2 separate regions of the Homo sapiens genome follow, and region 1 is linked to region 2. A link is a contact called in ENCODE Hi-C data. All regions are on one chromosome and are shown on one strand. The core of a region is the stretch at or near the end of the contact, and the rest is flanking DNA. Distances in the headings are between cores, read along the strand shown. Region 1 overlaps LAMA2 (laminin subunit alpha 2). Region 2 holds the start of LAMA2 (laminin subunit alpha 2).

Region 1 (6,427 bases), core at 1-2,500, 460 kb before region 2:
CAGCCCATGTGCTAGACAGATGGCGTTTCTGATTGGGAAATATGGTTATATTTCTCAATCTTACTTGTTACTGGAAGAAATCAGAGGGCAGGCACATTGCTGACAGTCATTTGGCAATCCCTTGACAATTCCATAGTATCCAAGAGCACATCGTTCACAGAAGTCACCAGCAGTGTGATGTTGACAATTCTGTAAAGGAAAAGGGAGAAGAAGTTTGTTTTTAATTTAGTGATAGTTAGAATGTAATTTATCATACAGTCCCTAGCTATGAATGTGTGTCTATGAACACATATACTTTCTTACACACACACACTCACACACACACTTTATCACTGACAGAGAACTCAGTCTTTGATATAAATATTTTTAAAGGAACTCTTTGATTTGAGAAACTAATACTGTGCTATCGTAGCTACACTGACAATAAGAGTTGCTATTCTCTTTTCCCTGAATCAATCTCTATGTAAATTTTTCTCCTACTCTAAATTGGGGAATAGACTTCGAGTCTCTAAAATTTATTATTTCTTCTAGGCATTTATGTTTCTTCATATCCCAGGTTTTAGCTCTATGAGATGTTAGAAAAAGGTGCTACAAATACTGTGGCCTTGGCACATGCCCACTAGTGGGCTTTCTGAAACCACCTCAAGGTGGAAAGCATAGATGTAGGTGGTTCTTCATAAATACAGAGGAGTCAATCTAAAACTAGCAATCTCAGATCGATATCTTCTTTCTTATGCTTGCATAATAAGAGACATTGGGGTGATACCCTTTAACACCTTTCCACAAAGAAATGAGAATAGCTTCAGAATAGTGTGCAAATAGCTTCAAATTAAAATTTTCATGAAGCAGAATTATATTTAACACAATAATCAATTATGCAATAAGGAGTTAGGAAGAGCTACATGGAATGCACTGAAACAGGCAATGAAAGAACATCCTACCTTCTAGAAATTTACTTAGACTTTGGGAAAATAATAATTTAAAAAAACCACCTGACAAAAAATAAACATGGCAGCAAGAATGCAACATTGAATGTTATCTTGTGGGAATGCGATCCTTGCATTTGAGAGTTGAGAAAAAGGAAGAAGGGAATTTGGAATTGAATTTTAGCTGGATTTTATAAGACAGGATTTGGAGTGGTCAAAATAGTGACTTACATCTTATAAACAATATCGAAAGAAAAGTTGAGAAACAAAAAAGTCAGTTACAAACTAGATGGACATGTTAGTGAATTGACTTCCTGATAATCTCAGCTGGAGCCACGAAGCCGCCAGCTTGAACTTGGATGATATCCCATAGACTGGGCTCTGCTTCATTTAGTCAATCAAGAAGAATGTATTTATGTTTCATGTGTCTTCTAATGGCCAGACAATTGTTGGTAGGGAATGTGTGGCAATTCACAACAAACAATAGCTGACGTCATTTCCACCACAGATATTGCCATGGAATTAATGTTTGTTTAAAACTTCTATTAACTCTTTTTGAGAGTTTATGCTATTTCTTGCAGTGAAACTATGACATTGCCACAGTGAATTTTAGATCATTTATTTTTTACATTTTTGGTGTTATATTTGAAATTATATTGTGACATTTACAGATTTTATAACAATGTGAAATGAATCTGGTTTTCCAATATGACAAGGTACAAGTCTTTTCTTTTCTTTTCTTTTCTTTTTCTCTTTTTTTTTTTTTTTTTTTTTTGAGACAGAGCTCTGTCGCCCAGGCTGGAGTGCAGTGGCACCATCTTGGCTCACTGCAACCTCTGCCTCCTGAATAAAGGGATTCTCCTGCCTCACCTTCCCGAGTAGCTGGTACTACAGGCACATACCACCACGCCAGGCTAATTTTTTGTATTTTTAGTAGAGATGGGGTTTCACCATGTTGGCCAGGCTGGTCTTGAACTCCTGACCTCAGGTGATCCACCCACCTCAGCCTCCCAACGTGCCCAGCCAATCTCAAATCTTCTACTTCTACACCTTACCCTACTTTAAGAGATAAGAAAGCTCTAATTTGGATGCTCCCTTGGTTTCCTGGCAAACAATTCAGTATATTGCCACATTATTTTCCATCCCTTTGACATTTGTTTCCGTCCTTTGTCTGAAGCTACTCCACTCCTAAATTGGTTTCCTTTCCTCCTGCCTCCCCATTTTCTCCACCATCTTTATTCCCTCCTTTGCAGGCTCATTCTCATTAATATTTGAAATTGGTCAAGCCTTTCCTGTCTTAAAAAAAAAATCTGTGAGGTCTCAAATTGCTTGACAATTTCTATCCTATTTTCGATAAGCTTTTAAAAAGACATTGTTTACATTCCTGGTCTCTACTTCTTCATCTCCCATTCTCCCTTTAAACAGGCTTCTGGTTTCACCATTAAACATAATACCAGGATGACCCATAAGATCTTTGTTGCTAAAGCAAAACTTACAATCATCAGGCCTCATATGTAGGTTTTCTGTAGCCATTGATAGATATTTCTGGATACTCTCTTCCCATGGTTTCTTTCTTTCTTTTTCTTTCTTTCTTTTTTTTTTTTTTGAGACAGTCTCGCTCTGTAGTCAGGCTGGAGTGCAGTGGCACCATCTCAGCTCACTGCAACCTCTGCCTCCCAGGTTCAAGCGATTCTCCTGCCTCAGCCTCCTGAGTAGCTGAGATTACAGGCATGCGTAACCATGCCCAGTTAATTTTCGTATTTTCAGTAAAGACGGGGTTTCACCATGCTGGCCAGGATCGTCTCCATCTCTTGACCCCGTGATCTGCCTGCCCTGGCCTCCCAAAGTGTTGGGATTACAGGCGGGAGCTGCCGTGCCCAGCCCCCATGGCTTCTTTAAGAGTAAGCCAGTTGATGTTTCTCCTACTTCTGCGGCTACTCGAATTCTCCTTTATCGACTCTTCCTTCCCTTTCTGTTCAATATAATTGACGCCCTTAATTCTAACTTTGGTCCTCATCTCTTTTTTCTCCTCCACATTTACCTTGGTGATTTCATCCATTACTATGACTTCAGTTAATGGTGTGCCCAAAACTCTGTATTTTATGTATTCAGCCTGGATATCTCTAATGGGTTCCAGACTTCTGCTTCTAATTGCTTCTTGAATAAATATTGTATAACACAGAAGCGTCTTAAATTTGAAATGACAACAATGAAGTTCATCTCTTGCTAAACCTTGTAATACTCCTGTATTTCTCGTTTCATCTGAGGTCACTGTCATTCACTCAATTGCCAAGGTCAGCAACCTAGAGGCCTCTCTTATCCGAGGTATCCATTAGATCATCAGTTCCATGAGTCTATTACTCTCTGTTTCTTGACTTTCTTGTTGCTACTATTTTCATCTGGCCACTGTCATATTTTATTTGGATTATTAGAATAGCCTTTTAGCTAAAGATCCTGTCTCCATATTTTCTTATCTGGTGATTTCTCCACACTGCAGAGTGATCATCCTATGAACATATCAAACCATGACCTTCTCTTGCTTGAAAGCCTACACTAGCTCCCAAATGCAGTCAGGATGAATAACAAATCATTAGCATGGCAAGGAAGAGCTTCATTACCTGCCACCCCCACCCCCGCCTTCACCACCACTGTGCTTACCCCTCCATATGTAGCTGTAGCCACTGCTTTCTTTGCATATAATGCCGTAGCCACATGGGGCCATCTGAAATTCTCAAATTATGCGGATACTCTTTATCACTGCTGGGACTTTTCATTTGCAAATCCTTAGCTCTACAGTGTATATCAGGCTAGCACTTATTCATTTCAGCTCTCATTTTAAATGTCACTTTCTCTGAGAAACATTCCCCGATGACCTAAAACTGGCTTAAATGCTCCTTTTAGTTCATCAAACATGGGAGGCATTCGATGACTATTTTGAATGACTGAATGAATGAATGCATGTTCCAGGAAGTATAGATGAAACTGGTCAGGCTTTTTCAGATGAAAAAGCCCAAATTTCAAGTGTCATTGCAGAAAAGTGGTTAGCAGGGCAAAATGATTTGTCATATTTTGCCATTGATTTAAGTGCCATAATCCTCTTTTATTCAACCATCCAAAGGAACCACCATTTTTAAGCAATAAAAGAGCCATTCCATATTTAACAGTAGCATTATGAGAGATAATGGCTCCAAGATAAAATAATTATCTATGAATTATAATTTCAAGTCATTCAGCAAGGTGTCATGCTGATGAATAAGTGTTAACTGGGGAGTGTTTTAAGAACTTATTTTATAGAGATGAATGTGCCAAAAATACATGGGATCTTCAACAATAATTTTCAGCCTTTTGCTTTTGCAGTAAAATAATTGCATAATGAATTATTTTATGTAACCTAAATATAACATTAGTAACTGAATTAAAATCCTTAAAGCCAATAATCATTACTAAAAATAAGAGATTCAAAAATATGATTTTGTTTCTCTTATACCTGTAAGTCTACATAATTTCTTCAACAGAGAAAGCAAATATTGTAATATTCTCTGGACAGTCAATCTTCTCAATCTTTCAGAGGGTTGCTGACATACTAAACTTGGTTAATTGAATCAAATGTCCTGGTTAGGTCCACAAACACACAACACATAAATCAGGAGCCTCTTTTTGAAACTTTTTTGACATACCCTTTTCATATGACTTTTCTGTCTGCTTTGAAATAGTGTACATAGTATTTTTTCTTATATAAAAATTAGCCATTAGGGGAAATTCCTATATTTTGGATGCCTAATGAGAAGTTTAATTATATTCTCAAGAGTGGTATGTGCTAGTATCTCTTCAATAATACATCAGAATATATTAGATTTGTTAAGTTTTTTTTTGCACACTGGAAAACTGTTGGTATATATTCCTTCTACAAAATCAAATGACTATAACATTAATATTATAGTATCTCAGGCCTAAGGTGAGAAATTACTTAATCTAACCTTCTTGCCATACAGGAATGCCTTCTATACTTTCCTTGAGATATCATTAAATGCATGAATTCTTATAAGACAGCTTTTTTCGTCTTGCATAAGCTGTGAAGTTTTTCCTTACGGTGAATAAAAATTTGATGCATTCTAATTTTCAGTGAGTGATCCAAGTTCTGCCTTCTGAAGCTATGAAAATTAAGTCTAATTCCCTTTTCCTAGGGAAGGTCCTCAAATATCTAAGAATACTATTACTTCCTAAATCTTTGTTTCAAGCTAAACATTTAGCAATCTTACTCAGGGTTTCTTTCAAAATATAGTAGATTATAAGTCTCTAGCTGTGACTTGCAAATATATTAAATGTACTTCCTCCCTTGATTTGGATCTTATACAAATAGCAATGCCCTGTGTTGGCACCTAGTGAATCTGCAATCAAGTAAGGACTCTTACTTCACATGAATTGCTAATATGTGTCATTTCCTCTGTTCTTTCCCCTAAACTAGAGAATAAGCTCCTAGAGGGCAAGACCCATGCAGTCTTCATATTCTTACTATCTACCATAGGCCATAGACCTGCATGTTGGAAACATAATTAACAGATGCCACAGGAATGAACAAACAAGTGAGCTTACCTGAGTTCAAATCTTTTCTATTAATCTCATCTTGTTAACTGTAATTCATAGTATCATCTGTCAGGATATTTTCCCACCATCCAACACATTAGATAATACTTTCAGCTTTATATTATCTGAATATTTGATAGATATCATCCAAAGCATTTACAGATATTTTGAACACAACAAGGTCAAATACAAAGCTTACGCCTCATCATTGGAGATATCACTAGAGTGTACTCTGGGTCACATTTTTTTAGCAACGTATATGCCCATCAACCTATCAGCTGGCTAACATCTGGCTCATATTTTCAATCTTGTGCACAAGGATACTATGAAATAGCTCATCAAACATCTATTTAAACAAACCAGCATTTGAAACATGGATATGGCCTCTGCTGTTTTATGACTTAAGCAAGTTATTTAATTTCTCTAGCATCAGTTCATCAACAATAAAAGAAGAAATAATCTTGTCTATCTCATAAGTTTATTGTAACAATAAATGAGAAAATCTCTGTACAGTGACCTGTTTTGGTCCTGGTACATACACAGTTTTGGACACATAATAGCAGTTATTATTTTTTGCTGAATTTGAGATATGATGTATCACATTGTCTGATAAACTTGATATTTTACTGGGATTTAGAAAACTAGGTTTTCAGATATTATATATACAGTAAACCTAGCACTTAGTTTGATATGTGTTATTTTGAATGAACCTATTCTTTTTTTTAATTTTTAATTTTTTGTAGACACAGGGCCTTTGTTGACCATGCTGGTCTCGAACTCCTGGATCCTCCGCTCTTGGCCTCCAAAAGTGCTAGGATTACAGGCATGAGCCATTGCCTCTGACAAAGTGAACCTATTCTGATTCCTAATGAGCACTGTTTATTTTTTCCACAGTTGACAGATATTTGTTAAGTAAG
Region 2 (5,508 bases), core at 645-3,144:
TTGTGCCTGGGTCATAGAAATCAGAGTTAATATTACCTTATTTGAAAAGAGAGTAAATAAGAAGGGAGAGGAAAAAAGAGAAATCCTGTGTGTGTTCAGGATAATTCTTAGCAACAATTTACTTGATCCTTACTCTGCATGCTTTGAGTTTCTGCCCCATTCCAAGTGGACATAAGGATTGGTGCCCCTGGCCCCTCATTTCTCCCAGCTGCCTAACATTATTAAAGTATTATGTCTTGTTTAAACACACCTTGTAATTGAGCAAAGTTTAATAGTTAAAAGTAGAATTTTTAAAAATAAGTGGCCAGAGATACTCTTAAAATCACTCTCGTAAATTATATTAATTAAGTCATATTGGCCCCATTTTACCTCTCAGAGAAGCAAAAGCAAAAATAGAAGGAAAAAAGTTATATAGTGAATGCAAGGTCATTTTTATTCCAAGAATTTTAATCAGGGAGTTATTATTATAGAAAGAGCTTGGGATATCTCTTTACTCCTTAAAAAATAGTACTGCTAAAAATGCTAGATTATAAGAACAAATATCAGAACTATTGACTTGGCTAGAAGTTAACTGGAAGAAGGATAAGTATACTTCAAAACTTAAGCAGATTCAGCCTCATTAAAACTTTTAAAAGCTTCTAACCTACAGATTTTGTACTCTTAGGTTAAACATTTTCATATTTAAAACCGAATAATAAATATTTCTTTTTTTTTTACTTTGATACAGGTTTTCCAACTTAAAGAATTGTTTGCTGAAATAATGTGTTACAAAGTATGTCTTACAATGCTGCACATGTGCTTCCTGTAAAATTCATGATAATAAAATAACTCTTCAAAGACTCCCCAAAGTTTCAGAAATGAGAGCTATATATACATAAACACTAAGAGGCTCTGAGGAGAATAAGTTATTTAAGTTACATTAAATACAGCCATCTTCCAAAGTCCTCCAAAGTGTATATCTAGTCACTGTGGCCTTAAAGTACACATGACATAGAAGTCTCCTCTGTATTTAAGCAAAAGGAGAAATTTCACGATTTCACTACAATAAAATAGGATATGAAGATAAGATGTGGGTTTGAAAAAGGTGAGGCTGGAGGCGCCATTGCCATGAAAGAAAAAAAACCACATAACTTCTTTAGAAATCCTGTTTTAAAAGTTGAAAACAAAGTTCTGTAAAACTTTATATATATATATATGTGTGTGTGTGTGTGTGTGTGTGTGTGTGTGTGTATATATATATATATAATTTTTTTTTGATGCATCAGCTACCCTCCATAAAGTCCCAGGATGAACCACACAGCTTGGGAAGCCTTTCTCTGCAGGATGGGCTCTGATTTGAAGAAATTCTTTTTTTTCCAATTGGAAAAAGTTTTCCTCTTGGAAAGATTTCAGAAATCAATTTACGGGATGTATCGTGATAGCAAGACCTCTTCGAAACTAAAGAACAATGAAAAGCACTCCCCGTTCCTTTTGCAGGACTTAGGTAATTCCCCCTACACTACGCTCTCATGGCATTGAACTTGAACTTGCTTCAAGTTCCTCTTGCCCCAGAGCGCACTCTCTGAAGGCGAAGCAAGACGGCAGTCCACAGACAGCAACTCTCGGAAGAGTGGAAGAAGTGAGGAATCTCGGTCCCGGCAAAGGATGCAACCCAAGCCCATGCCTCGACTGTACCTCTTTGCTGATGTGCCTGTGACTGCCGCTGCTGCTGCGGCCGCTGCGCCTGTACGCCCCCGAGGCCTCCGGAGAGCAGCAGAAGGAGGAGGACCCCGGCGGCTCCCGGCATCGTAGTGGCCGCGACCGGATCCACTTCTCGGGAGCCAGAGGAGTCGCTGCCGCCCTGTCCCCTGGCCTTGGCTTGTGAGCTGAGCGAGCAGCAGCTGCTGGGGAAGAGGAGGAGACAGCCCCCTCTGGCTTTGGCCGGGCCGCCGCCTGAGGGTGGGGGAGAAAGAGGACACTCCTCCACTCTCGCCTTCCATGGGCACGCGGCCCCAGGACGGCCCTCTATTAAAGGATCCTCCTTTCCTAGAGCGCTCCTTCCCTCTGAGACCGGATCATTCCTAGCTTGACCTGGTATCTGAACTTCTTTTAAATTAAAGAAAGTAATTGACATGAAAGCACTTTGAAATCTGTAAAATCCCTACACATGGAAAACATTATTTCTGGGAAATGCAAACAGCTAGGAACTTTTACCTCTTGAGAAAGGCCTGGCAAAACTGTGTGCAGCCACTGTGTACCTAGAAGATCCAAGACATCCCCAAGGCCAGAGTGTCTGAGAAGTTACTAGCCGAGGGAAGGTGCCCTCTGGGGACACTGCAGGCTGGGGAACTTACTGCTAGGTAGGCTGCTGGGAGGGCAGTAAAGGAAGTGCAAAATAAAACAGCCACCCTGGCGTCCCTGAAATGTTCCTGACCAAACTAATGGTTAGAATGAAGGCTTTCAGTTCAGTTAGGAGACATTTACTTAAAGGTAATAAAGGCCTTTGCAATAGTTTCCTTCCAGACTCACAATTTCATCTCTTCCAGTCCTGGTTTCTCCTCTTTCTCCTCTTTAACTCAACAGAACTACTGCCATTCCTAGTTTTTGTTGTTTTTTCATTTGTTTTTTATGGCCTAGGTCAGTGGTTCTCATAAGGTTTAAAACAACTCCATAATGGATTTTGTGAGTCGCAGGATGTCTTTTGGTTTACTCCGGGAACGGTGGGTACTGCAGGCATTAGTGTACTGTTGGGTCAGGGTGTGAGCTGTCCCTCAGTGGTCAGGACAGTCCTACAACATATTTTGTCCTTAGACTTCTGAATGGGCCACTGGTCATTTATGTAGTGAGTAAACAAACAAACAAAACAACAAAACCTTGCCTTATATTTGAAACCTAATTTAAGTTTGTTTCCACATCAAATTTTTGTGTGTGTTTTTTGTTTGTTTGTTTGTTTTTTTCTAGGATGCATCTACTATATACATTGAGAAGATAATTTACTTTGTGTTTTTGGATTTTACACCCATTTGTCAATGGGTGTAAAGATGTACTTTCAGAGAAGCACATCACTGATAACAACCTTGCCCATGGTACTTGAGTCACCAGCACAATATCAACATCCCATCGATTACACTGGGGTCATCTAAGAATAGGTGCAAACTTTTATTTTATTTTGCCTCCTAAGGAAGTTTTACCCAAGCATTTATATGTTGAAATACATATTGTCTTATATAGATAGTTTTCTTTTTTATAGTTAAGATGTATTGATTTATCTAAATATTATATTAAAGTTGAATTTTCTTTCAGTAAAATTAAGAGAGTATTGCTTTGAAGAGAATTGATTGAAAATCACTAGCCAAAGCCCATTCTTTAATATTATTCATGTCTTTTAGTTCTGTTAATATTATACCAGAAAGCTTTGTAATCCTTTTACCTTACTGTGGAAATTTGCAAAATGTAGTCTGCCCATGTCTGCACACTTATACATTATTTATTATTATAATAAACAATAATAAAACTTATATTTGAGAGTTTATTATAATTGAAGCCCCAGTGTTTTTAATTTGGTCTAATTTTGCCTAGAAGTGTTTTTCAGGTACATCTAATAGCAGAGAGGCACCCTAAATTAACCTTCTAAACCTATTGCTATTCTCAGAATGATTATTTTTACTCAACCACGTTGTGGCCTCAACTCAAATTAGTTAATCTAATAAATAATAAAAAATATTTATAAAAAGGAAAAGTTTTATTGAATATTTATAAAAAGGAAAATGATTATTTTTACTCAACCATGTTGTGGCCTCAACTCAAATTAGTTAATCTAATAAATAATAAAAAATATTTATAAAAAGGAAAATCAGAATGATGCAGCTGCTAACTCTAATTGTGGAATGAAAATATACCATGTTCCCTCTATCCCCTTCCTCTTTACATTTTCCCAGGATTTTATAATCAATATTTGTACCTGCTTTTCTGCAGTTACTGCAGTTACCTGAGTTCCTATTTTACATGAAAATGCCTTGAGAATAAGACTATGATCTCCACTGTCAACTCTACTTGTTTGATTCAGCACATGGAAAAAATTCTTAAATATTTAACCCAAATTAAAATGAACCAGTATATTTAGAGCTATATTTTTTCCAAATAAACCTAAATAAGGTACAATTTACACACAATAAATATGCTCATTTGAAACATTTTTTAGATGTAAATACTCATCTGACAAAGTACCCAATACATAGTCTATTTCTATAATCTCAAAAAGTTTTCTTTCTGACCTTTTGCAATAAATCCCCCAACCTCCATTCCCAGAAAAAGGCAACTGCTGATCTAATTTTGTCACTATAGATTATAACTATTCTCATATTTCATGTAAATACAATAATAAAATAGTAATCTTTTGTGTCTGGCTTCTTTCACTTTGCAACATGTTTTGGAGGTATAGTCATGTTGCTTATATCAGTAATACATTCCTTTTCATCTCTGAATAATATTCTATCATTCTAATAGTATCTATCATTCTATATCGTATGGATATATCACAATTTTTTAATACATTCAACTATTAAAGTACATTTGGGTTGTTCCAGTTTGGGGCTATGAAGAATAAAATTGCTATGATTATTTAAACACAGTGTTCGCATGGACATGTTTATATTTCTCTATTCCTATCAAGTCTTAGGAGTTATATTATCAGGTATGTAATTAGCGCTATACAAAACTGTGAACCTCTTTTCCAATGTTGTTTTATAATTTTACATTCCTCCCACAGCAATATATAGGAGTTCCAGATGCTCTATGGCTTTATTAACATCTAATATTGTTACATTTTAGCCATTCTAGTGCTTGTGTGGTGATACCTCATTGGTGGTGTCATTTGCACTTCTTTGATGATGCTGAACATATTTTCATGTGCTTAATCGTCATTTGTATATCTTATTTTGTGAAATTCTTCTTGAAATCTTTGCTCATTTTGCTTTGTTTGCCAGATTATTAATAAGATTTAAATACATATTCTAGAGAAAAGACCTTTGTCAAGTACATTTACTATAATATGTATTGTTCTCAATCTGTGGCTTGACTTTGCATTTGGAGTGCTTTCAAAGAGCAGAAGTGTTTAATTCTGATTAAATACAATTTATTAAATCATTCATTATGCTTAATATTTTTTGTCCCTTTCAGAAATCATTGCCTACACCAAAGTTGTGAACATTATCTTCTTTATTTTTTTTCTAGAGATTTTATAGTCTTAGCTTCTACAGTTGGGTCTATGATTTATTTCCAGCAAATTTTGGTGTTTGCTGTGAAGTAGAGGCTTAGGTAAGGGCTTTCTTTTTCCATGTAGATATCCATTCACTTCATCATCATTTGTTGAGAAAGATATAATTTCCTCGTCTAATTACCTTGGATCTTTTTTCAAAAGTCAATTGACCACGTGTGGGTCTATTTTTGGACTCTCTTTTCATTGGCATATATATATATATATATATATATATATAAAATGGCATATATATATATAATGGCATATATATA

Evidence for each region. Hi-C counts contacts between places; a loop is a spot of excess contacts on that map.
Region 1: a loop to region 2 is called in a map of Right ventricle myocardium inferior, with 2.3 times the contacts of the local background. The contact joins the enhancer-like site here to the promoter of LAMA2 in region 2. A Hi-C loop is called at or near these places in 1 of 168 maps with a recorded cell type or tissue (Right ventricle myocardium inferior).

Annotation. Positions count from the first base shown.
Region 1 is chr6:129,336,105-129,342,531 of GRCh38, reverse strand. LAMA2 (laminin subunit alpha 2) reads right to left here. Exons shown (of 65, transcript NM_000426.4): 30 at 65-189. Among named protein-coding and RNA genes, the nearest start is that of ARHGAP18, 370 kb to the left of the region's middle. Within about 2 kb of position 1,250, at least 2 of the 41 ENCODE cell types and tissues checked have a DNase peak (open chromatin) inside an H3K27ac peak, as active enhancers do.
Region 2 is chr6:128,879,524-128,885,031 of GRCh38, reverse strand. LAMA2 (laminin subunit alpha 2) reads right to left here and starts at 1,894. Exons shown (of 65, transcript NM_000426.4): 1 at 1,675-1,894. The coding sequence starts at 1,786.